Regions from separate parts of the Mus musculus genome. Here regions 1, 2, 3 and 5 are each linked to region 4. The links are chromatin loops, found by intact Hi-C in ENCODE. Cell type or tissue: heart. All regions are shown on one strand.

Region 1 (5,000 bases), 70 kb before region 4:
AAATGTTGTTGGGTTTTTTTTTTTTTTTTTTTTTGGACAGCATTTCTCTGTGTAGCCCTAGCTGTCCTGGGAACTTGCTCTTTTTTATTTATTTATTTATTTATTTATTTATTAATTAATTATATGTAAGTACACTGTAGCTGTCTTCAAACACTCCAGAAGAGGGAGTCAGATCTCCTTACGGATGGTTGTGAGCCACCATGTGGTTGCTGGGATTTGAACTCCGGACCTTCGGAGGAGCAGTCGGGTGCTCTTAGCCACTGAGCCATCTCACCAGCCCCCAGGAACTTGCTCTTTAGACTAGGCTGGCCTTGAACTCAATGATCCTCCTGTCTCCCAAATACTAGGACTAAAGGCATGTGCCACCACTGCCCTGCCTTAATTTTTTGTTAAATTCGTGACTCAAATATCTCATCCTATTTAACATTAACAAACAAACAAATCTCAAAGGAAAATTAAAGATCTGGCAGTTAACTAAAACATGTAACACCAGTTGCTGGAAAGGTGGGTCATCAGTTAAGAACACTTGTAACTTCCGAAGGACTGGAGTTTGGTTCCTAGCACTTATATCTAAAGGTTCACAACTACCTGTAATCCCAGCTCTAGGGGAATCAATTTCTCTTACCTCTATTTCAACTCACAATCACAAATCTATATTTGTATACATAATTTAAAAGATCAAAGTTTGTGGGTTTTTTTTTGTTGTTGTTGTTTTGTTTTGTTTTTCTGAGACAGGGGTTTCTCTGTGTGGCCCTGGCTGTCCTGGAACTCACTCTGTAGACCAGGCTGGCTTCGAACTCCCAAGTGCTGGGACTAAAGGCATGTGCCACCACTGCCGGACAAAATTTTTTTTTTTTTTTGGAAACAAGATCTCACTATGAAGCCTTGGCTGTGTTGGAATTCCTTACATAGATTAGGTTGCCTCAACAGCTTCTGCCTTTGGAGTGCTGAAACAGGTGTGCTGTCTTAGAACTAGCTCTGTAAAACATTCTGGGTTCAAATCCAGGGAGACCAGTCTGCCTCCTGAGTGCTGAGATTAAAGGTGTGTGCTAGGACTGGAGAGATGGCTCACCGGTTAAAGAGCACTGGCTATTCTTGGAGAGGAACAAACTATCTGTAGTTCTTGTTCCAAGGGTTCAGACACCCTTACACAGACATACATGCAGACAAGATACCAATGTACATGAAATACAACTAAATAAATTATAAAGGTGTGTGCCATCATACCCAAGTTATTTTTTTTTTAAGATTTATTTATTTATTATATGTAAGTACACTGTAGCTGTCTTCAGACACTCCAGAAGAGGGCGTCAGATCTTGTTACAGATGGTTGTGAGCCACCATGTGGTTGCTGGGATTTGAACTTCAGACCTTTGGAAGAGCAGTCGGGTGCTCTTACCCACTGAGCCATCTCACCAGCCCCCCCCAAGTTATTTTTTAAAGGAACCCACTTATTTCTATTTATCCATTTTTAGTTCTTTTTTTTTTTTTTCATTTTGTGTGAATAAATGCTTTACCTACATCCATGTCTGTGCACCATATGCATGCCTGGAGCTTAACGAAGTGGTGAGGCGCCTTGTGGGTGCTGGGAATTGAAACAGGATCCTTTGCAAGAATAACAAGTGCTCCTAACCTCCTAGCGAATTTTCCAGCCACATTTACTTTTATTTAATGTGTATGAGTGTATCTGCATACATAAATGTGTACCATGTGTGTGCCTAGTGGCTCTGGTGGTCACAGGAAGGCATTGATTGAATGCCCTTGAACTGGAGTTACAAAAGGTTGTAAAAGAAGGCGTGTGTGGTGCTGCTCACCTGTAATCCCAGCCCTCGCAATCACAGGCAGGCAGATGTCTGTGGGTTAGAGATCAGTGGGTCTAAATAGCAAGTTTCAGGCTAGCCAGGGATAGACTGTAAGTCCCTACCTAATATATATGAAAGAAAAAAAAAGAGAGACAGCTAAAATATTTAAAGTGTTTTAAGTACAGGATTTAACTTAACAACTTGGACGTGGGTAAAGTAAGATGATGGCAGCAACGGATTGGATCAGTCAAAGGCGGTGGATCTAAACACCCGCATCCCTTTGCCCCTCTAAGAGTTTTGAATCAAGCGCGATAGTTTTATCTGTAGCCAATCCTAGAGCAGCATCTTGTTTCGTCAGTAGTTGCTGAGGCCCAGAGCCACGCGTCTGTCTGGTCAGTTCTAGCCGTTGCTGCTGTACTCGTGCTCAGCTCTTGCGTTTCCATCCGTTAAGACTGAGAGGACATAGGGAATACCTGTCACCTTCTCGGGTATCCCCGTCAGAAAGACACCTTCGGGACTACTTTTTCCACAGTCGCAGAGACTCACTGGCTCCACTTAATTGTGGAATCTCTAGGCTGGCTCCCATTCAGAAGTTGTAGTACTGAGATTTTGCTTCTATCACGACTAGCCACAGAAGCAGGAAATTGTTTGATTTTTGTTTTCTTTTTCCTTTCTATCTTACTTTCTTTTTCTTTTTTTCTTTTTTTAAGGAAAAACGGGCTAGGGCGGGAAGATACCCAAACGGGAAGGGATACAGGGCTGTGTCCTTGTGACAGAAAGGTGTTGAGTCCTAGTCCTTTAAATCCGAGGGGGGAGGATCCGGAAGTGGATGGGCGGGACAAGGGACCTGGTATATAAGAGGGCCTCAACCGCGCGGGGTCTCCAATCTGCCATTTTCTCTACCTGAGTGAGTCTCTGCTGTCCGGAATTCTCTGGTTTTCTTCGCAGGCAGTGTTCTGCCCACTGGCCCACCACCTCAGGGGAACGATGGCCACAGAGTCTACAGCCGCTGCTGCCATCGCCGCGGAGCTGGTTTCCGCTGACAAGTAAGCGGGACTGTGGCGAGCTTGAGGCCAGTCCTCAGGGAGAGTCCGGGGACTTGGCTTCCCGGGCGGGACGGGCTGGTGGGTGGGACAGCTGCCTTCCCCGGAACAACGGCGGCCGTGCGGAGAGGGTTGCTCTGTGGAGAAGCCCTACTTGCGAAGAGCTGGCGCGCCAGCGGTAACGGCGGGTGGCTGGCGCCCCCTGCCCGGCTTTTCACGGCCGCCATCTTGCCGGGGGCAGCGGTGGCTGGCTCCATCGCCGGCCCCTTTTTTCCACCCCTTGCCCGAGGTTGCCGGTAGGTAGGCGGGGCCCGGCTCCAGTCGGTCCTTGAGCCCCTCCTGATCGCGCACTCCTAGGGTGCGTCTCTGTAGAGAGTCTGTAGACGTACCGAGAAATTGGCCAACAGATTTGGCGCCAAAAAAAAAAAAAAAAAAAAAAAACCCACACGAGGATGGAGGCTTGGAACAGGGGACGCGGGTGGGTGGGGCCTCTCAGAGGGCGGGGCTTTGCACGCTGATCGTCGTAGTTTTGGCTCTTAGGAGTGGGCGGGGCCTGTAGGAGGCGGGAAAACTCCATTGTTTGGAGTGGATGCTGCTTTTGCCGGGTCGGTGGGGCGCAATGAATTTTATTATATACTCACTACCAGGTTTACAGTAATCTTGAGGGTGGCTACGGGACTGAAGCTTTGTAACTCTTAACCTTTGCGGAGAAGTGTCTTGATTCGTTAGGTTTTCGGTATGTGGGACGGGGATTTTGTTGCTTCAAGGGACACTTTACTTGCGTAGTGTCTTCGGTAAAGGCTGTATGTAGCTATCAGTCTAGTGTTTACTTGCTAGATGAGTTTGCTAAGCGAAAGGACCCCAAAGGAGGAATGCTTGATTTGAGAGCTTTAAAGTGCTAATCTAACTTGATCTCTCCCATATGCACAGAAGCATTCATCAGTTCGAGGAAAGAAGTTATTTTCCATACAGGTTCGATTTTCCAGTTTACCTTGCCTTTTTTAGGTCCTGGATTCTATTTTTTTCTGTCCCTTGAGCATTTTTTTTTTTTTTAACCAAGTTTTGCCTTGGGTAAAAGTAAAGGTGTCTGTGAGATATTTGATTGGTTTTTCTATAGGTTTATGTTTTAGATGACGTTTCACTCCGTACAGTTTACCCTATCACCTTTTGGTTCCTTTCCTAGTGGGTTCTTGAAAATCAGTGGGTCTCTAACCACTCAACCATTTGGGAAAGTGCAGTTTTACCCTCAGATTCCACTTTCCTAGGTCCTCTTCATTGATATTTTTAGGGCCAGAGTAGATTAAGTTTAGGAATTCGGTAGAAACTCCATTTCTGGTGCTTTCTGAACAGCTGCTTGTATTACGTTGGGGATCCCTTTCCTTCCAGTACTTTACAGTTTGGGAATGCCTAGCATCTCCTCAGATTTCCAAACTGTGTTTTTTGTTTTTCTGTGTAGTCCTGGCTGCCTTGGCCTCCCAAGTGCTGGGATTAAAGGAGTATACCACAACCTTCAGCCTTTTTTTGTTTTTGTTTTTGTTTTTTTTTAGAGACAGGGTTTCTCTGTGTAGCCCTGGCTGTCCTAGAACTCATTGTGTGGACCATGCTGGCCTCAAACTCAGAAATCCTCCTGCCTCTGCCTCCCAAGTGCTGGGATTAAAGGTGTGCCCCACCTCTGCCTGGCCAGCTGCTCTAAGATTTATTTATTTTATGTCTGAAAGTACATAAGCTATCTGTAAGCTATATGTACAATATAGCTATACAGATGGTTGTGAGCCTTCACATGGTTGTTGGGAATTGAATTTTTAGGATTTCTGCTCGCTCTGGTCAACTCCACTCCCTCAGCCCCTGCTTGCTCTGGCCCAAAGATTTATTATTATACATAGACACTGTAGCTGACTTCAGACCATCAGAAGAGGGAGATAGATCTCATTACAGATGGTTGTGAGCCACCACATGGTTACTGGGATTTGAACTCAGGACCTTCAGAAGAGCAGTCAGTGCTCTTACCCACTGAGCCAGCTTGCCAGTTCCCAGCTTTTTTTTTTTTTTTTTAAATTACTGTATAAACAAACTTTACAGAGATTTTCATGTATTCATTTGTGTTCAGTTACACTTTGGCTGTTGGTGAAGTAATTACCAGCTTCCTTCCTGAATG
Region 2 (5,000 bases), 400 kb after region 4:
TCAGGGCTGTGTGGGTGGAGTCACTAGTTGGAGCCCTCCAGGAACTTAGATAAGTACGTCTAAGCTATATGCCCTACTTTGGGGAATCTCAAAATCATTTATTCTTGGCCTATCCATTGCTCTAAAGATCTGTATACTTTGGGGGGTGTATATATTTTATTGGGGGGCAGCAAAGGGGGACACAAGTTCTTCAGCAATTCCAGACTTGTGCCCTAAGGGCAGATGGACACATCGGGTATGTTTCCATCATCTTCATCAGGAACTGGGCAGCTGAAGAGTGTGGCCTGCTTGATCTTGGTGGCACAGTTAATGCAGGGGCTGAGAGCATAATTATAGCACTATGGCCACCGTTGGCACTGGCTCTTTCACCCAAGCATTCTTTTTCCTTTGTTTCTGAAAAAGGGGTCCTCTACCTCCTGAATGCTGGGATTAAAGCTGTGCACCATTACACCTGGCCAAGATCTCACTTCTTTGTTGTTTTTGCTTAGATGGAGGGGTCTCATACAGCCCAGGCTGGCTTTGAACTTTCTTTTTTTTTTCTTTTGGTTTTTCAAGATAGAGTTTCTCTGTGTAGTCCTGGCTGTCCTGGAACTCACTCTGTAGACCAGGCTGGCCTCGAACTCAGAAATCCGCCTGCCTCTGCCTCCCAAGTGCTGGGATTAAAGGCATGCGCCACCACGCCCGGCACAGCTTTGAACTTTCTATGTAGCTGAGAATGACACTGAATTCCTGCCTCGGTCTCCTAAGTGCTGGGTTTAGAGATATGTATCCATCACCATGCCTGGTTTTAGGAGGTATTGTGGATCACACCCGACTTCATGTGTGCTAGGCAAACACACCACTATAATACATTCCTAGTCTTTACCCAGTCCTTAGCTGCCAGATGGGCTCCTGTAACTGGGTGGACCTTGCTTGACACAGTAACAGTCCAACCTGAAGAAACTGAACTGAATGTCTCTGAAAAAAAATCTAAATGTCTTTTTTAAAAAATGCAATACTTTGGTGGCACATGTCTTTAACCGCAGCACCTGGGAGGCAGGAGCAGGCTGATCTCTGAGTCTGAGGCTAGCCCGGTCTACATAGTGAGGTCCAAGATAGCCAAGTCCACTCAGGGAAACCCCGTCTCAGAAAAAAAGCCCCCCCAAAAAACAAAAATTGAATGCCTCTGAACTTCAAGTGGCAGCATCAAGGGAAATGCTGTTGCTGCAGGACAGTGGCTGCCACCAGGCAAAGCCGATTTGACTATCTTCCCTCCTCCCTTCCCTTTGACAGTCCCGCCCCCCATCTGTCTCTATGGGCTTTTCCAGAGCAGCCCACAGCTATCACCCACCCACTTGTTGGGCCCAAAAAAGAACAGACTTGGCCAGAGCCACACAGCTTCTGTGAAGCCTGACCAAGAATCTACTAGGATTCTAGATAGAGAACTAGTTGGCCTTCACCCTTTGCCAGCAAACTGCATCTCCCACACAAACTCTATTCCTCCCACAAGTGCCTGTGTGGAAGCAGGAGGAGGAAGGGGATTTGTTTGTCCAGGGAGGGCTGCCACTTCATCACGGTCTAATTGCTTCTCCTGTGCCTACTTTGCCACCTGAAACACTAGCTCTACTGAACACTGAAGGGGGTCAGGGTGGTGACCAATGTCAAAGCCATATTGCACGATACTACTGCTGAGCTCTAGGCACCAGTAAGGGGCACCAGGACAGCAAAGGTAAAGGGCAGGAATTCCAGTAAGTTCCCGTCCTTGGCAAGAGTTATACCCTTTCTTACAGTCTGATCTACTCAGGTCCTGATCTTAATCTTCAGAGCCTTAAAGGTCATATTCCCCTGCCTTGGGCTATCTGACTCCCAAACGACTATATTGTCTGGTTTTTGGTGATTAACTCAGACTTTCCTAGGCTCCTTTGAGTTACTAGCCTCTGATGAAAACCATGGACCTTTTATGCAGAAAAAACATCCCTATATGGAATTCTGCACACAACCAATTCAGGCCACAGAAAGCCTTGCTCCTGTATCTGCCTGCCCAGTATCTTCTCTCAAAATCATCTCCCACACTGCTGTGGCTGCCACTGTTTCTGATCCAGTCACTTCCTGTCTCCACTATGGTTACGTCCAGAGCATTGCCTCAACCACCCCCATCTGTCCTTTTTGGTTTCTCTTACCTACTCCGTTTCTGGGGACAGGTGCTGGGCTCAGACACAAAGGATGGAACTAGCAGGGTGGTAGAATAGCGAGGAAGGGGTGTGAGATGGCTGCCAAGTAGGCAAGGCATATAAGTCAGCTGGTACCAGGGTGGAACCCTTCTGAAACAAAAGACTTGAAGCTTGAGACTTGGGCATCCCCTGGTGGCCAAATGGCTTCACACAGAAGATAAACTATGGCAGATAAAACAAAAAACCAAAAACCCCAAACACCTCACCATTTATCCAGTAATGGTTTCTCCCTCACCACCACGCCATACTCCCCACAAAACTATTACAAAATACACCCCCAGAGGTTTTCTTCTTTTTTAATCAATGACCATCTTTATCCAGTTTTGGAAATCTGGACAAAGAGAAGGCTAAGAGGAGACCTGGTCCAGTGTCTAAAGGTCTCTGTGTGAGTCTGTCAGCACATGGACCCCATATGGGCCTGTCCATCAGTTGGGCACAACAGTTTTCCTGAGTATGAGCCAGTCCCACCCTCAGGGCAGCATCCTGGTCCAGAGAGGAATAAAGGCCCCGGGTTGGGCCTATTCCCAAGGCCCCCAGGACAGTCAATAAATAGGTTCTGAGCCAGGCCTGGGAGGACAGGGTATGAAAAGAGTGGATCAGCTACCCAGGGATCCCAAAGAGGTCCTGGGAACTCTCCTGCTCTTCTTTGACAAGGAAGTAAATAAATAGACCTTAAACTCAGGAATAGGGGTGTTGGGGCAGGGGATCCTTCCCCTTGGAGTTAGTAATTAAATTCCATGTTAAAAACAAACCAGCCCTACCCCTACCAGCATCTACTAAATCCTACAGGGTAGGGCAACGGGCTAGCCTGTCTGGGGGTACACAGTACCCAGCCCTGCAGAGTCCTGGAGGAGGCTTCACGTTTGTTCAGCAGCCCCTGGGGCTCCTTCTTCCTTTGGGGGTGGCTCCAGGAAAATAGGGGTGACTGATGGTGGCTTCTTCACTCTGAAACATAACAGATGAACGGTACAGAGGAGAGGACATGCTTCAGACCCAGAAGGCCATTTCCTAGGGCAGAACGGGGTGACTCACGAGTAAGGGGAGGCTGGGACCCCCACCACCAAAAAGTGGTTCTTCTTCCGAAATAATCTCCACAGGCCCCGGTGGTTGCCACGAACATCCAGGTCCCAAATATGGAGGCACTAGCAGGGATAGAGTAGGAGAAAGAGATGGTCAAGAAGCCGTGGAGATGATTCTCTGAAGGCCTTGCGGAGCCTCACCCTTCAAGAGGAAGCATTATCTGGAGTACGGATTTGAGCAAGGGCTTAAAAGAGAGGTTCTCTTCTTTGTTTTTTTGAGACAGGGTTTTTCTGTGTAATCATAGGCTATTCTGGAACTCACTCTGTAGACCAAGGCTGGCCCTTGAATCAGAGATCTGCCTGCCTCTGCCTCCCGAGTGCTGCATGAAAGGCCCGCACTATACCTGGCCAGGAAGTGAGATGAGAGAAGTAAGAGTGTAGGAGAAGGTTCTGAGGTTGAAAGCTCTCTAACAAAGACTCTTGCTAGCATAGCAGGGGCAGCGCATGTTGATGCGGGCGCTACTGAGGGAGGTGCAGCCTGAGGCACCTTGGCAAGCTGAGTCCAGGTGGCGAAGTCATCATCTGTCTCCATTCGGATAAACGCCACATAGGTGTGGCCCTCCGTGTCTGGCAGGAAGGAGTCTTCACAAGGGTCCTTGCTGTGGTCCAAAACCTCGGCCTCACTGCATTGGGGTAAAAAAAAGTTAAGGCCGAAACAGGGCCTACTTCCTAGATGGGACACACAGGGCCCTGAACTTGAGTTAATGCTCCGCTGCTACCTTCTTTCAGTTCTTAATGTCTGTACCAGAGCACACTGGTTTTTATTTTCTATAGTGCCCATTAACGGTGTCACCAAGGAAGCTAGATTCCTTACTCCCTGCCAGGCATCCCAATTGCCCTAGGGCATACCTGAGCAGTCTGTGAATTTCCACTTCATAAGCTTCTTTCTTCAGACTGAAGGGGAGGGAGAAACATATCAGGAGAGTCCCTCAGGTCCATGGAAAGGAATGAGCAGGGCAAAGGGTCACACGGGGAAAAGGTACAGCAGGGCTGAGGTAAATTCCCAAGGCCCCAGACAGGAAAGGACTAGCAAGCACTGGCCATCAAGCCTTAGATACCCACCCCCTTAGCCTGCTGCCAGTCTCTACCTGTCTACATTCCTGAGCTGGACACCTGGAACTGTGTTGAACTTGTGCTTCTTGAAGTAGGCCTCCTGAAACAGGAATGAGGACAGAAGGCCAGGACTTCTTGGTGTGGCCCACACTTGCTCACTGACCTACTGAAGATCTACAAGACCCAGGGCCCTCCGAGTTGCTGTCTTTGGCAAGCTCTTACTACCTTTAATTTGGTCTGGTCCCTTGGCTCAAGCTACTGACCCGTAAACTAGTCCTGTTCCCACTGGCTTTCCCCAGATTTGCTACAGAGACTTAGAAGTAAAGAGAGATGGAGGCAGGAGGATTAGAATTTCAAGACCAGTCTCAGGCTGAGCTACAAGAGACCTGAAAACACAAGGGGTAGGGGTGTGTGTATCAGAGGGGGAGGAAGGGAAGACTGAGAAAGAGACACCGGTCCGTTGGATGTAGCCAATTGCAAAGATGGGTTAGAAGGAAGGAAACTGCTGATTCAGGTTCCATGAATGGCGCGAGGAAGCACTTGTCCTTCCTTAGTAGATAAGAAATATGGTAAATATTGGTAAATAAGGATTTTATTAGCTTCTCTTGCTTTTAGGAGGTTCTAAATTAAATATATCCCTTTCAGCTGTACTGTTTCA
Region 3 (5,000 bases), 50 kb after region 4:
AAGGTATGAAGAACGGCCAGAAACCCTCCTTAGATAAAGAAAATAAGGTGTAAAGGCAGAAAAGAGTTGTATCACTACAGTTAGGAGGGAGACATCTTAGGCAGGATGAACTTCTAAAAATCAACTGTGACCAGCCCAAATGTCTGGTTAAAATCTTCCCATCTGGGCTGGGCGTGGTGGTGCACGCCTTTAATCCCAGCACTTGGGAGGCAGAGGCAGGTGGATTTCTGAGTTCGAGGCCAGGCTGGTCTACAAAGTGAATTCCAGGACAGCCAGAGCTATACAGAGAAACCCTGTCTCGAAAAACCAAAAAAAAAAAAAAAAAAAAAAAAACCCAAAAATCTTTCCACCTGTATGTTTCCTTTAACATAGAGAGCCTTTGTGGATCTTTGTTTCCACACCTTTTCTTCTTTCTCCTCGAGACTTGTTGGCCACTCTAACCTTACCTACGGTATAGTCTATATCACATTCAACCACATCTATCCAAGCTCATACATGCACACACAGTTACTGAAAAATTGTTCCTTTATGGAAGGAACTAGCGCCTACTGCTACAGCATCAGTCTCTAACATAAATCAGCATTTCGAATGTTTGTGAAATAAATAATGAAAGGCTTGGGGTTCTGTTTTGAGATAATGGTCTTAAACTTGTAATGATCCTTCTGCCTTCCATCACTGCTGGGATTGCAGGCACGTGCCACCATTATCTGCCTCAATTGCTAGCTTCTTCACAAATTTATGCCAATAGTAGTTTTTGGCTTGTTTGTTTGCTTTTGTTTTTTTAAGACATGGTACCACTATACAGCCTTAGCCAGACTGGAACTCACCATGTAGACCAAGTTGCCCTCAAATTCAAGAAGATCTATCTGCCTCTGCCTTCTGAGTGTTGAGATTAAACAACCATGCCTCACTCTCAATTATAATTTTTATGAGAAGAAAATATAATCTCTAAAGCCACAGAGAAGGAAACTACTAAAGTTTCCCCAGCATTAGTATACCAACAGTCTTGGGTTTATTTCATCTATGCCTGGGGTTGCTCCTGCCATATTCTATTCCACAGAAGTTATCAGACTAGGTTGTAGAGAATGGAACCCAGCTACAGAAACTGGGATCTGAGTCTTTGCAGGTTTAACAAAAACAAACATGTCAACAGTCATTTCAGAACGCTTGGGTTCTTCAAGTAGGCATGAAATAGAAGATAACAAAAATCCAACACTTTCATTATTTCTTATTTCCCAAAAAAAAGTTGAAGCTAAGAAACATGGCAACTTGCTATGAGAATCAAAGGGATAAATTCAAGTTACTGAAGAAACCACAAGTCCTTGCAATATAAGATCGACGATGAAGCAGAGGAAATGTAAAATGATTAAGGTTTTGTAATTCAGGCACCAAAGAAAACCAGTAATCAAAATGACAGAACTGTTGTAAGCTGATATTTTTAAAAAATTCAGTATATAGCATTCAGTCAAAATTATCAGTAAAAATGATCTGAAGGTGGGTGTGGTGGTGCAGAGGCAGGCAGATCTCTTAGCTCCAAGCCAGCCAAGACTGCATAGTAAGACCTTGTCATAATAATAATCTGATAATCATGACTATATAGACACTAATTTTGGGAGTTTTAAAGGAAGCCGCTAAAATTTACTTCAGCATGCACACAATGCATCTTACAAACAAGTGGCACATAAATACAATCTATTTCCCTCTATGTGGAAATTCGACCTATAGATGTTATTATACATGGCGTGGCTGTCAGACTTGTTGCTGCTCTGTATTCTCCCTGGCAGCAGATTCTGAACCCTCGCGGTGTGATTCTAGGCTACCTCCATTTCTCTCTTACTCAAGGTATTAAAGCACAGCCACAAGTCAAATGCCTCCTGTTACAACAAACAATTCACTTAATATTCACTTTGACAGTAGAGAGCCAGAATGTTTGTTGTCATCCTTCTCAGTAAATGTTGATGGCATTCCACTGCCAGTGGAGCACCTCATCCTAAACTGTGGCTTGGGAAATGCTTGTTCGTACAAACATGAAAAGTGAAGACCTGGGATTAGTGCATAGGGAGCTAAGAACTATGCTTCCATACAGTTTACTGGCTAACGATGGAGATAATCGGAGGGACTAAAGAGGACCTATGCTTTGATGGCCTGGATTTCCCGCTGAAGAGCATCTGAAAGTTAATTCAGTTAGAGGGCCAGAGCTCCAGCTGAGCATCAAAACAACTGAGACTCTTTGTGCTTGAGTTGGAGGCTGTAACTAGAACTCTGCCTAAACTGGTAGACACTAGAGGAAGAAAACCAACTCTGTGCTACTGACAGCGCGAGCCGGTAAGGAATTTCAGACTGGAGCCGGTAAGGAATTTCAGACTGGAGCCGGCAGAAGTCAGGGACAGGGTCCGGCCTTCGGTTTCCCCAGTGGGTGCTGGGAGAGCAGAGGCCAAGGCGCCGTGAGACTGGGAAGCTCCGGGACGCTAAAAACACACGGACGGTCAGAGCGCCTCCGGAGGCGACAGGACGAAAGCGGAGGAACGGTGCGTTCCAAAGCTCCAATCACTCGCTCTTCCCGGTCTGGAGAGCTGGACATGAGGAAGTTCCCAACCCTGTGAGAAACACAGACCGCACGCAGGCCTCGCTTACCCGCCGCGTCCCTTCCCGCCGGCGCCCTCCGGTGCTCTGCGCGCGCAGGCAGGCAGCGGAGGGGGCGGGGACAGTCTTTGGTGACAGGTGACTGCGAGTGCTGAAGGCGCAGCTTCGGCGCTGATGCGGGAACCTTCTACTGCGCGTGCTCCGCTTCTGGCCCCGCCTCCTCACAGCCACCGGCGTCGCTGGGTAAACCTGGGTAGCCGCTTGCTGGCCGCGGAGGCAGGTTCTTAAAAACCTCTCCCCTGCCTTGGGCTAGTGGACTTCCCTATTCCGCTCCATGCACATCTTCAATTCTTCAAGTGTCCCAGGCCAGGTACTGATCTCAGCGTCGAGGAAAATCACGTGCACCGTGCTTCTCTACCACCTTCCTTAGATCATTTCCTGAACCTCAATTTTGATACACTCCTGCCTACTTTGAAGTCAAGAATCAAAATGCCCACTTCTTTTTCAGTGTAGAGCATCATAATGTGTCCTGGTGCATTAGCAACGTCCAAACTTTTTTATAGTCTCCCCGCCCCACCCCAGGGTTTTCCGTGTAGGCCTAGCTGTCCTACAACTCACTCTGTAGACCAGGCTGGCCTCGAATTTAGAGATACACCTGCCGCTGCTTCCCAATTCTGGGATTAAAGGTGTGCACCACCATGCCCGACTGAGATTTTATTTTTTAAATGTGTGCCTCTAACCATAGGTTTGTATATGTAAAGGCTGTGCCCATGAAGGTCAGAAGATGGTGGTAGTTCCCCCTGATGCTGGAATTACAGGCTGGGAACAGCTCAGGTCCTCCTTGAGGGAAGTGGACTCTTTGCCAGGAGTTGTGGTGCACATCTATCATCCCAGCACTGGGAAGGCAGAGACAGGAGGATTTCTGTTGTGTACCTGGCCAGTCCAGTCTACTTAGTGAATTTCAGGATAGCTGGGGCTATGTAGAGAGACCCTTTCTCAAAAATAACAAGTAGTGTGCTCTCTTAGCCACATCATCTCTCCAACCCTCAAACTTTATGTTCCTGACCCATAGTGTACAAAAATATTTTACATCAAACACATACCATGTATTTGCATATTCAGATGTATAGCTAAGACAAAAATTTCACAAGACTATGCTTACATTTACTCCACATCTTCAATTTCTACTTTACATTTCATTATGAAAAGTGCAAAAAAAAATCTGCAAAAAGTGGCAGAAATTTAGAAAAGAGTAAAAGGAATTACTGGACCCCTGTCTGGTGCAAGGCTCAGCAATCACTGACCAATACTGGAAGGCTAGTTCCATGAAGATTTTCTATTGACTAAGCTATTTTATGGTGGAAGAAAAAAAAGAGAGATGGCTCAAACGATTAAGAGCACTGGCTGCTCTTCTAGAGGAACTGGGTTAGTTCTCAGCAACTACACGGCAGCTCACACCAGTTCCAGAGGATCACACAGCCTCACACAGACATACAAGCAGGCAAAACACCAATGCTCATAAAATAAGAATAAAAATTTAGAGGGCTGCCGAGATGGCTCAGTGGGTCCTGAGTTCAAATCCCAGCAACCACATGGTGACTCACAACCACCTCTAATGAGATCTGACGCCCTCTTCTGGTGTGTCTGAAGACAGCCACAGTGTACTTATGTATAATAATAAATAAATCTTTGGGCTGGAGAGAGCAGGGACTGACCAAGCAGGGTTGACTGGAGTGAGCAGAGGTCCTAAGATTCAATTCCCAACAACCACATGAAGGCTCACAACCATCTGTACAGTTACAGTGTACTTATACACATAAAATAAATAAATCTAAAAATAATTTAGAAGAAAAATACCAAAACATTACATTTTAGTGATACCAAGGCACTTTTGTCTCTTTTAACACATTTATTTAGATATTCCAGGTTCTTAGAAAATACAACATTCCTACAATGCCTGATGAGATTCTAAAATGGTGCAGTTACTATGTAAATTCTCTGGCAGCTCCTCAAAGGGTTAAATATAAAGTTACCATGCAATCTAATAACTGAATCCCTGCAGATATATATCCTAGAGAAATGAAAACAGATGATCATGCAAAAACTTGTTTATAAGAATGGTATAAGTTGATCACCATTATTCATAGCCACCACATGGGAATAGCCTCAATGACTATCAACTGATGAATGAATGAACTAAATGGGAACAAATGTGTGTGCATAAAACAGAGAATGATTTGACAATAAAAGATAAAGTTGTGCTCTATTTACTAGAGAAAAAAATGCCAGAACCAACCTTGAGGGTCAACAGATGAATGAATAATGAAAAATTTCTATATACATAAAATGGAATCTTATTCAGCTCTAAAGAAGAATGCAATTACAAAATTTGCAGGAAATGGATAGATTTAGAGTGT
Region 4 (5,000 bases):
GAATGCCTTTAATTTCAGCATAGGACAGGCAGAAGAAGCAGGTAGATCTCTGTGAGTTCTGGATCAGCATGAATCTACACCAGTGGCTCTTAACCTGTGGGCTTAAGGGGGTCACATAACAGATGTTTACATTATAATCCCTAAAAGCAGAAAAACTAAAGTTATGAAGTAGAAACAAAATAATTTTATGGTGGGAATTCCTCACCACAACATGGGAAATTATATTAAAAGGGGCTCAGCATTAGAAGGCTGAGAACCACTGTCCTACATAGTAGTACTCTGTCTCAACAAATTTGTGTGTCTCTATGTATACAGAAACACACACAAGTACACTCACAGATTTCTTATCATGTACAAATTATTAAAATGGTTGGAGGAAGAAAAAAAAAAAAAAAGCCTGACAGGGTGGTATACTCCTTTAGATAATTCTAGCATTTGAAGGCAGATGGAACCCAGTTCCAGGCCAGCCTGATCTATAGAGTGAGCTCCAGGTCAGCCAAGGCTACACAGAAAAAAACTCCAAAAAAACTCCAAAAAAAAAAAAAAAAACCAACAACAAACAAACAAAAAAGAATTCTGTTACTTCAAAATAAAGGCTTCCCATTCCGTCTCCCAACTTCACGAATTCTTAAAGCACACTGTCCACAATAAACTGAAAGGTTAGACTAACAAATAAATGCAAGCCATTTTAGAACACTCAGAAGAAAGGTAAAAAAGGTGAATTTAGTACTGTAAAATAATGTCAAGACAGAAAGCAATTCTAATTTTCAAAAAGAACTTTAAATGATTTTCTTCCAAGACCAACAAAATAAATAAGTAAATAAATATTTCCTGGGCTTTTGAAGAGATGGTTTAGCAGTTAAGAGCACTTGTTGCTCTTCCAGAGTACCCAGGTTTGACTCCCAACACTCACATGACACCACCTCACAACTGTCTTTAACCCCAGTTCCAGGGGATCCATTATCTTCTGACCTCAATGGGACCTATATGTACGTTTACACAGGAATACATACAGGCACACTACCCATATACATAAGAAAAAAATTCCTAGAACAAAAATTTTACCGTCTAAATGAATATATAAATGTAATTGAAACCAACTCTATGAAAGGTGGCAGTTTATCCTGGGAATGGATCGTCAAAGATCCACAATTTGCACTCTATCTTATCTTTTAAATAGACAGAAATTTCACTCAATCACACCTTTCCAAAAATTAAAATTTGCTATTGTTTTTTTGCACTTCTGGCAGGGTCTTTTTGTTTTGTTTTGTTTTGTAAGCGAAGCTTGCCTTTAGTTAAAAAAAAAAAGTGGGAGAGAAGGACCTAGCATTACACTTCAGAATATATTTTCACTTGCAAAATTGTTTCTTTATTTTGTAAATGCCCAAATTTCTTGGGTTCTGAGGTGAAAACTACCATAAAAAACATGAGACCTCATGAGTGGAGCAGAAGTGATAAAAGCGCTCTAATCCCAGGACTCAGGGTCTGAGTTCAAGCCCAGCAAGGACTGCAGAGTGAGTTCTAGAATAGGCAGGGCTACACTGACAAACCCATTTTGAAAACAAAAAACATTCGACCACCAACAAACTACAAATCTGTCTACTGGCGTCTAATACTCTTTAGTTTTTGATGAGATTTACAAAAAAAGTGGCTTTATTACTAAACAAAAACCATGAACCACCACTAACTTCTGGTTTTCCGGGTAAGAGTTATCAAAGTTAAACTATTCAACACATTATACATGCCAACCTCAGAGTACAAAAGTGGCAGACAAAACTGATACCACAGCACAATTTCAGAACTATTCACAACTACCAAAAACAAAAAACCGCACCCATTCTTATGTAAACTTTTGCAGTAAACTTCCTGAGCCTCACCTTCGCTTACACCTACCCTCTTCAAAGGTACCAATTGTCAAAAACTCCTAAGAGAAAACGTCCCATAGGGGAAAAAACGACTGAAATGTTATTATATTTAAGCATTTAAACAGGGTTCTTCCTCAGGCTACAGCCATTTTAGATTCAGTATCTTTTGAATTTTATGGGTTGGGAAGATTTAGCATGGAATAAAAACGACTAGTTAAGCCACTTCAACTAATCAAACTTCCACTCCAATGGGACGGAGTTTGGTAGATAACCAGTAAGACAATCTGAAGTTGAAAAGGTCTCCCTACCCCAGAGAACCGCGACTCCGGGCGTGGAAGTTCCCTTTCGCCCAGATAGTCCACATTTGACTTACACGACTTTTTCCTCGTTAAGTTTCTCTTAACTGGAAAACAGAAGCCTTCGGCTCTTATTTTAAAGAAAGGTAAAATAATAATAATAATAATAGTAATGATAATAATGATAATAAAACCCAAGTAAACCAAATCACTCAACCACTATCAAGCCGGAACTCCTGGAGAGGAGCCGGAGCCGCAGGTGAGCGTTTCCGACCGGGAACTGAAGTTGAAGTCGGAGAGCTCTGGAACCGCCGCGGCGACGCTAGTGTGCAAGACTCCTCCCGTTGGCGGGGGGGAGGGGGACGTTCCAACTCGGCGACTCCCAGGTCCCTCGTCCACCCCGGCGGACCCACACCCAACCACCTGTGCAAGACCTTCTTCTAACTAGTTTTCCTAGACGGCCAGTTAGGTGCCGGCGGAGCCCGTGCCGGGACCACTCCAGGTCTCCTTCTGCTCGGTGTCCAGGACCCATACTCACCCGGCAGCGGCGGGGCTACGGTCAAGGACGACTCGCGGCGTCTGAGGACGCGTCCTCAGCTTCTCCGACCAGCAGAGGTGACTAGCCCACAACCATAACAAAGCTCTTCCCAAAATGGCTGCCCGGCCCACAAGGCCCAGGAGGGGGCAGAGCGGGTGGAGGAGGAGCGACGGCCGGCTGGGCCCTCCCTCTGCCGCTTCGGCCCGCCTCCTTCACGCCCACTAGCACCGGCGCACGCGCAGGCGTGAGCTCCAGCTTTCGTGACCCCGCCCGGGCGCCCGCGGCTCGCTCTGGAAACGTTGGGCTGCTCCTGCAGCGGTTACTTCCCGCCCCGCCCCCGGCGCCCTTCGGCGCGACGCCGGTCGGTCCACTCTCCCTTCCGCAAAGCCTTCGCCTCTCCTTGTGCCGCTCTTGGGGCGAGGACCAGCCGAATTCAGCACGCCCCTTTAAAGCTCCCAGCCGGGTCCTCCGGCCTGGGAGCACGTGAATATGGGAGGATATATTTGTACCAGTTCTTCCCCCACCCATTCTTTCTTCACCTTCTCACACCTCGATTGTGAACCAGATGCTTCGCCAACTACTAGAATTGTCAAACAAGTAGCGGAAGAGTGTGTTTTCCGAGCCCTGTACACCTTTGCCCCTCCATTCACAGGCGCGCGCCGTGGAAACTACAGTCCTAGGCAAGCCATAGACACACACATACTCCCGCCCCTCCGGACTAGAGCATGCGCGGCGGTGTGGGCGCACTACCTGCCGGGAGTTGTAGTTCATGGGCATTGCAGGCGTCACGGAGCCGCCAGAATGGAGGGTTGAAATCTGCTCCAGCCCAGTCTTTGCTAATAAACCCCCAAAAGAGTCTATAAGCACTCTCTTGGCTATTGCACGACAGGAAGGGACCGTACAACCTTGCCAGAGAAGGTAATAAAACTGGCGGACAGCGTCTCACTAAAAACGAATGTTTCAGGAAGTTAGTTTTACTGCTTAGAATGGAGGAAGTAGTCAAAAAGGAGTCCCTACGTAAATGAACTCTCCTTTTTGTCTTCAGCTTTTTACACAAGGAGCCAAGAACGCTCGAAGTACTTGGTAGCTGTTCCTTTTGGTCGACAGATGGCAGGTTGGGGGTGGGAGAGGAGACTTAGAATAAATCACACAGAGGATAAATTCAACAATGTTACTTCCTGGATGACCTTCAAGCTCAATGCCCCTAACGCCACACTTTGATTCATAGAATTCTGAATGTTGGGCCCCAGTCTTCTGTATTCCTCAATGTAATTTCTAGGTAATAGAGAATAAGGTAAAAACAAAATCAACACCTCTTTCTCGCCCAGTGGTAGTAATAAAGGACTCAAATGCGGAGGAAGATGTGTCCAGTCGACTCAACAACGTTGTTTTGCAAGTTAAGCGTTCCAGGCAATCCTGCCTTTAAAAAAATAAAATAATTCCGTAGGCCAAATCAGCCAACTCCAAGTCTCCTCCTAGCTTCTTCCACTACTGTTACTGGGGGTTATTTCAGAAATTGTACTCTACTTCCTGAATATGTGTGTGTGTGTGTTAAACTGGTTAGAGATCCCATAACAGAGACTTGTAAGGTATCTGAAAGCTGACTTCAATTAGAATATTTTAGACTAGCCCTCAGCTCTGTGGTTAAAGGCACTTACTGCTCTTACAGAGAACCTCAGATCAGCTCCCAGCACCTATACTGTGGGGAATCCAAGCCTCTCGCCTGAGTGGGCACATGCATGAACATCCACATTAAAAATAATGTAAAATAACTGAGGGAGGGAAGCATTCAAAAACGGAAAGAGAAGAGTCGGAACTTGCTACCGTTAATTCCCATCCGGACCCATTTTCCTGCACTCAGGAAGTGGGGGGGCTGTGTGATTCCAGTTGCCGGAAGTGTTGTTTCGGTGTTTCTGGTTGAATTTGTTCAACTTTTGCGCCGTGTGATGGTGGCAAGTACGTTTCAGGGTTGTCAAGGGTACACTTTGGGAAGGAGGTGGTGGTGGGGTCACTAAGGATTGGTATTGGTATATAGATGTATAGTTACCCCACGCGTCTTAAGGACCTTTTGTGTCTAAATTCCGCTCGTGTCGCTAAAATGTCAGCTAGGAGCTTCCAGTTTGTGGTAGTTGCGTTGGCGAAATGAAAACATTTGGTCATTTTTTTTTTTCGTGGAATGAGCGAGTTGGCCACGGCTTTTAGTTTTTTAATCTCCACATCAGCTTCTGTCTCAGGGCTTCAGCCTGATTATAATCCTCCAAAATTAGAAAACACGTGCTCCACTGGTTACTGAATTCCAAA
Region 5 (5,000 bases), 130 kb before region 4:
CCAGGCTGGCCTCGAATTGTTTTGCTTTTTTCTTTTTCTTTTTTCCAGACAGGGTCCCACCATGCAGCTTTAGCTGACCCGAAATCCACCTGCTACACCACTCCATTCACTACACCTAGCTAGGAGCTAAATTTTTTAAAAGGAGAGAAGGTAAACCATCAACAGAACCTACCAAGTATCTGCATGAAACTATGGTAAAAACAAAAGGTAATTGGAGTGTCAAGTCTTCCCTTTGAGCAAAAGCAAAGCCACAGCTCCAAAGACTTGATTTGTAAGACCAAATGTAGTTTTTTTAAAAAAAATGAGCTGAAGGTGACTGAAAAGTTGGCTTGGCAATTAATCATAATGGCTGCTCTTTTAGAGGACCCAGTAGAAATATGGAGGCTCAAAAACATCTACATTCCAGTCCCAGGGGATCCAATGCCCTCCTCATGTACCATATGTACATGATGCTCAGACACACATTCAGGAAAAGAAAAAAACCCACCATACACATAAGATTAAAAAATGTTTTAACACCAAGCGTGGTGGCACATGCCTTTAATCCCAGCACTCGGGACGCAGAGGCAGGCAGATTTCTGAGTTCGAGGCCAGCCTGGTCTACAAAGTGAGTTCCAGGACAGCCAGAGCTATACAGAGAAACCCTGTCTCAAAAAACAAAACAAAAAAAAGAGGAAGGGAAAAGCAAAGGCAGGTTGTATCTATCTCTAGGAGTTAGATACAACCATGGTCTACATATTTAGAAAGCCAAGGGAATAGATAGTAAGACAGCTCAAATAAACAAATGATGAGAGCGAGCAAGAACTGACCAAAACAAAGGGGGACAAGATTGTGCAAGCTTTAATCTTAGCACTAGGGAGGTAGAGGCAGGAGGATGTCTTTGAGTTCAAGGCCAGCCTGATCTACATAGTGAGCTTCAGGACAGCCAGAACTACATAAAGATCCTATCTTAAAGAAAACTTTTTTAATTACAGTGAAAAAAGAAAAGGGAAAGGGCTAGAGAGATGGCTCAGCCCTTAAGAGCACCGACTGCTCTTCCAAAGGTCCAGAGTTCAAATCCCAGCAAGCAACTACATCCGTAACGAGATCTGACTCCCTCTTCTGGAGTGTCTGAAGACAGCTACAGTGTACTTATATATAATAAATAAATAAAACTTAAAAAAAAAAAAAAAAGAATTCCCCCAATAAATAAATGCCACTAAAAAAGGTAATCAGATAAATGTTAAGGTATAATAAAGCATACTTTCTCTAGAAATGACTCATACCTAGGATATCTACCCTTGTTATCACTGTCCTAACCTTGACTTCACTTCAACCTAAAGACATGTGAAGTGGCCTCTTTAATCTTACCTTTGTATTCACTTAGGCTGATATCTTTGAATTGTCCATCTGGCATAACAGCTGTAGCTTTGAAGTTGGGAGCAGGATACCCAATTTTTGCATTTCCTGAAGACATCTTGCTATCAGCTGGAAAAGACAACAAAAAAAAGTAAACCCTATTCTTCTAAATAAGCAACAGCTTTCACCTACCTAGGAACTTAACTGTAGCTCAATCAGAACACAGGCTCACAGTTAAGGGTCCCAACCCAAAGCTCCAACTCCAGGGTAAAATTGAGACTGAAAAATCAGCCTTTGTTTTCACTTGCTAACAGCTCCACAGTGTGTCTAAATAGGTCAGCTCTCCCACCCTTTCTAAGCCAGTTTTTGCAATGGCATTTTATTCTGCATATTCATTAGGGAGAAACGGGAAGGAAATGGAACAGACACAAAAATCCCAAGCACATCAATGCCAGGACACTGGCATTTATTGCTTCAGATCTTTAGGTGTTCTGTTTAAGCTTAAGTTTTCTCTGCATAACTTGTTTGAGGCCAACCTAGATTTAGTAACCGTGTCTTAAAACGTTCTTTAGGTTTAACCCAGGGACAGTGGAGCATCATCCCAGCACTCTGCATGCTGAGGGAGGAGGATACTGAACCGAGGGAACACTTGTCTCAATTTCTGTATGAGGGAGGTTACGCAGGTTAAGGTAATTGCTATCTGATGACCGTAGTTCCATCTCCAGAATGCCCATAAGGATGGAAAGCCGACTTCTACAAGGTTCACACACACAAATGTTTAAAAGAAAAAAACTTGGGATGTGTAATCTCAACACTTGGGAAGTAGAAGCTTAAGATTCAGGAGTTCAAGGCTAGCCAAATTAGAGGCCAACCTATTTCCAAGATACTCTAAGAAAAATACAAAAAGAGTCAATGTACTGCTAAGAAACCGATTTCTGCACTATCGACCCAGGTCAACACCAAGACAAATAAATTGTTAAGATGTACAACATTAGGAGCTTCAGCGATGGCGCAACAATTTAAGAGCCTACACTGCTCCTTTCCGGAAAAGTCCTGGTTCAGATTCCTCCACCCACTTAGGATGGGTTCACAACCACCTGTAACTAGCTCGGGGGGGGGGGGGTGTTTACCACACAGGTAGACATACACATTAAAAAAAAACCCACAATCTAAAAGAAAATTTACGCCTCTCAGTATGAGTGCAAGTTGGAATCCAAGTTCCAAATTTCTTGGTTCATAATACCAATAACCAAAAGAAACGCCAAGAAAAAAAGCATCTTTCATCGCAAACTTTAAAAAACTTTTAACTGTTTTTTTTCAGGGACATGCTGCACCTGCAGCATAGCAACTACCTATCTGGTGTGCCCCCTAACATAAACCATCTTTTAATCAAACTTGCTTTGCAACGTGGCCCAGCATTTCCAAACTCAACCAATCCCGGAAAAGCGACTTCCGGCCGCTGAGAAGTCTCCGTAGGAATCGGACTAGAACGCCGGAGAAGGTCACGCCCCAAGCTCGCTGGAGGTTACGTTCCTACCACTCACGCCATCACCCACTATAGCACATCAGAAAACACAACGACACAGCCCAGTGCGCGCGGTAAGTTCCAGCACAAACTCGTCCCACCAAGCCATCTCCGCCCTCTATCGGTGAGCGGGAGAGGAGGAAACTGAACGTTAGCCTCAGGGTTCCAACAGGTCCGGGAACTAAGCGCCACGTGAAGAATGCGAGTAGAGCTCCAGCACTCGCGGGACCAGGCCTCGCCCTGCCGCTTCAGCCCGTGATCGCCCGGGACGAGCCGGGACCGGCCAGAGGGAGAAGGAACCAGTGATGGGCGCGAGCCGCGTTTCTCAGCGGCGATACCCGCACACTCACCAGGGTCGAGCCACAGGTCTCACAAACAGAAAGAGCCGTGAGAACGCAGGAAGAGGTCGCCCGACAGCGCGCGCGGGGAGCTGCTTTTATAGCCTACAAAGTTCTCGCGAGATTCTCACGGGCCGGGGGTGCGGGAAGAGGGGGACCTGGCTGAGCCCCGCCCCACCCTGGCCGGCCTACGGGGGATGACTCAGCGCTTTCCCTGGATGGGCCTGGAGTGGAGGGGGTCTCCAGGGGGAAACGCTCACACTTTCAGTGATGCTGTTCCCAGAGGTAGAAAAGCACTGCCCTTTGAGTCATTTCCTCGTTTAATCGGGGTACCCGGGTAATCCGTGCCTCTCTTTATTCCCAGGACCACTGTGTGCTGTGCAATCAAGACCCAAACTAGAAGAAGGGTCTGTTTTACTGCTCTTGGAAGGCCACGTCTAAAATTAAACCACGTTCAGGGGAAACTGTGCACCCAAATATTTCTCAGTCGCACCCCAGCCTCACAAACCTATTCTAGGGCTGGAAAAGCTGGCTCAGCCGTTATAAGCCCTGGCTGCACTACCAGAGGACCCAGCCTCAATTTCCAGCACCCACATGGCAGCTCATAACTGTGTAGATCCAGTTCTAGAGGATCCAACACCCTCACACATACATGCAAGCAAAACACCAATGCACAGAAAATGAAAAGAAATAAATCGTTAAGAACAAAAACAAAACTCCTGTTCTAGTCTGGTCCTCATTAACCCTCACCACTGAGGGCAGCCTCCATTGGTCTCTGATTACTGGATACTGCTTTTCTGTTTCACACCCATTTCTTGCATTATTCTTAAATCTTTCTGAATCTCAGCCTGTCACTAAACTGATTTGTGGTTTTAAAAACTGGGGCTCTGTGGTCAATTTCCTGAGTTAAAAGTCACTGTTCCAAGCCAGGCAGTGATGGCACATCTTCTTAGCACTCTAGAGGCAGAGACTAATGGAGCTCTGAGTTCGAGGCCAGCCTGGTCTCAATTCAATGCGAGTTCCAGGAAAGCCAGAGCTACACAGAGAAATCCTGCCTCCAAAAAAAAAAAAAAAAAAAAAGTCAAGAGAGTTAAAGAGGGGTCAGGCTTGATGGCCAGCACTGGGAAGGTAGAGGCAAGAGAACCTCTGTGTTTTTTAGTCCATCCTGGTCTACATAGCAAGTTCCAGGACAGCAAGGACAACATAGAGACCTTGGGGGAGGGGAGGGGAAGCCGGATAGATACAAAGCTCAGAGTTCCCATTTCATATCACATGCTTTGTGTGATTTAGGAACCCAGAGATGGATATAATCCAAACTTTACCCTCTAGAAAGTCATGCTATAAGGATGGGGCAGACATGGAAACACAACAGTTAGAAGATTTTATTAGGCCGTAGAGGTTTAGGCATAATGGTCAAGTCAAGGGACAAATGAAAGCTGGTAACTCTGTTAAAGGGACTAATCAATAAACTCAGGTCAGGGACAGCTTTCCAGGAAGTAATGCTTATCTGAGTCTACAGGCTTATCCTCTCTGCAATTAAGTGGAATTGGTTTTCCTGGTTTGAATAGATAGCCTTGAAAGCAGTTCTGAGCTTTAAGTGAGGGAGATGAAAAAGTTACAACAGAAATGATAGTTCACATCTCTATTACACAGTAAGAACTAAGTACTATGGACCAGGTTTACGGGTGCACGGCTATAATCTTATCACTCGAGAGGCTGAGTCGCCAAGACAATAAAGGAGATACTTGTCTCAAAAACAAAACAGAACAAAACACCTACCACCACATCAAATTTAGGTA

The links. Peaks named below come from ENCODE experiments on the same cell type or tissue, not always from the same donor. Only the 100,000 strongest peaks of a DNase experiment are listed, where the experiment ranks them.
Region 1: a loop joins it to region 4, with 4 times the contacts of the local background. A loop is called at or near these places in 3 of 42 quality-filtered maps.
Region 2: a loop joins it to region 4, with 2.5 times the contacts of the local background. A loop is called at or near these places in 5 of 42 quality-filtered maps.
Region 3: it touches region 4 in a loop (2.2-fold over the local background); 8 of 42 quality-filtered maps call a loop at or near these places.
Region 5: a loop joins it to region 4, with 2.8 times the contacts of the local background. A loop is called at or near these places in 3 of 42 quality-filtered maps.

The regions. Positions count from the first base shown.
Region 1 is chr4:116,625,180-116,630,179 of GRCm38, reverse strand. Nasp (nuclear autoantigenic sperm protein (histone-binding)) reads left to right here and starts at 2,229. Exons shown (of 16, transcript NM_016777.3): 1 at 2,229-2,290; 2 at 2,751-2,848. The coding sequence starts at 2,790. In heart, a CTCF peak has its summit at 3,068; DNase peaks (open chromatin) are centred at 2,169, 2,669 and 3,219; H3K4me3 peaks cover 3,240 bases; H3K27ac peaks cover 2,708 bases.
Region 2 is chr4:116,157,335-116,162,334 of GRCm38, reverse strand. It overlaps Pomgnt1 (protein O-linked mannose beta 1,2-N-acetylglucosaminyltransferase), which reads right to left. Exons shown (of 22, transcript NM_026651.2): 18 at 4,378-4,442; 19 at 4,139-4,183; 20 at 3,777-3,912; 21 at 3,243-3,352; 22 at 2,491-3,155. The coding sequence ends at 3,068. Tspan1 (tetraspanin 1) reads left to right here. Exons shown (of 8, transcript NM_133681.4): 8 at 1-454. Among named protein-coding and RNA genes, the nearest start is that of Tspan1, 7.8 kb to the left of the region's middle. In heart, a CTCF peak has its summit at 2,339 (motif pointing left); a DNase peak (open chromatin) is centred at 1,339.
Region 3 is chr4:116,505,285-116,510,284 of GRCm38, reverse strand. Ipp (IAP promoted placental gene) reads right to left here and starts at 2,736. Exons shown (of 9, transcript NM_008389.3): 1 at 2,635-2,736. In heart, a CTCF peak has its summit at 2,517; a DNase peak (open chromatin) is centred at 2,704; H3K4me3 peaks cover 1,835 bases; H3K27ac peaks cover 1,793 bases.
Region 4 is chr4:116,555,528-116,560,527 of GRCm38, reverse strand. Tmem69 (transmembrane protein 69) reads left to right here and starts at 4,585. Exons shown (of 3, transcript NM_177670.4): 1 at 4,585-4,655. It overlaps Gpbp1l1 (GC-rich promoter binding protein 1-like 1), which reads right to left and starts at 2,870. Exons shown (of 12, transcript NM_029868.3): 1 at 2,700-2,870. In heart, a CTCF peak has its summit at 2,819 (motif pointing right); DNase peaks (open chromatin) are centred at 2,917, 3,427 and 4,577; H3K4me3 peaks cover 3,781 bases; H3K27ac peaks cover 3,426 bases.
Region 5 is chr4:116,683,874-116,688,873 of GRCm38, reverse strand. It overlaps Prdx1 (peroxiredoxin 1), which reads right to left and starts at 3,275. Exons shown (of 6, transcript NM_011034.4): 1 at 3,214-3,275; 2 at 1,351-1,467. The coding sequence starts at 1,456. It overlaps AV051173 (expressed sequence AV051173), which reads left to right and starts at 2,852. Exons shown (of 3, transcript NR_040442.1): 1 at 2,852-2,937; 2 at 3,036-3,229; 3 at 3,566-3,912. In heart, a CTCF peak has its summit at 2,995; a DNase peak (open chromatin) is centred at 3,363; H3K4me3 peaks cover 2,349 bases; H3K27ac peaks cover 2,677 bases.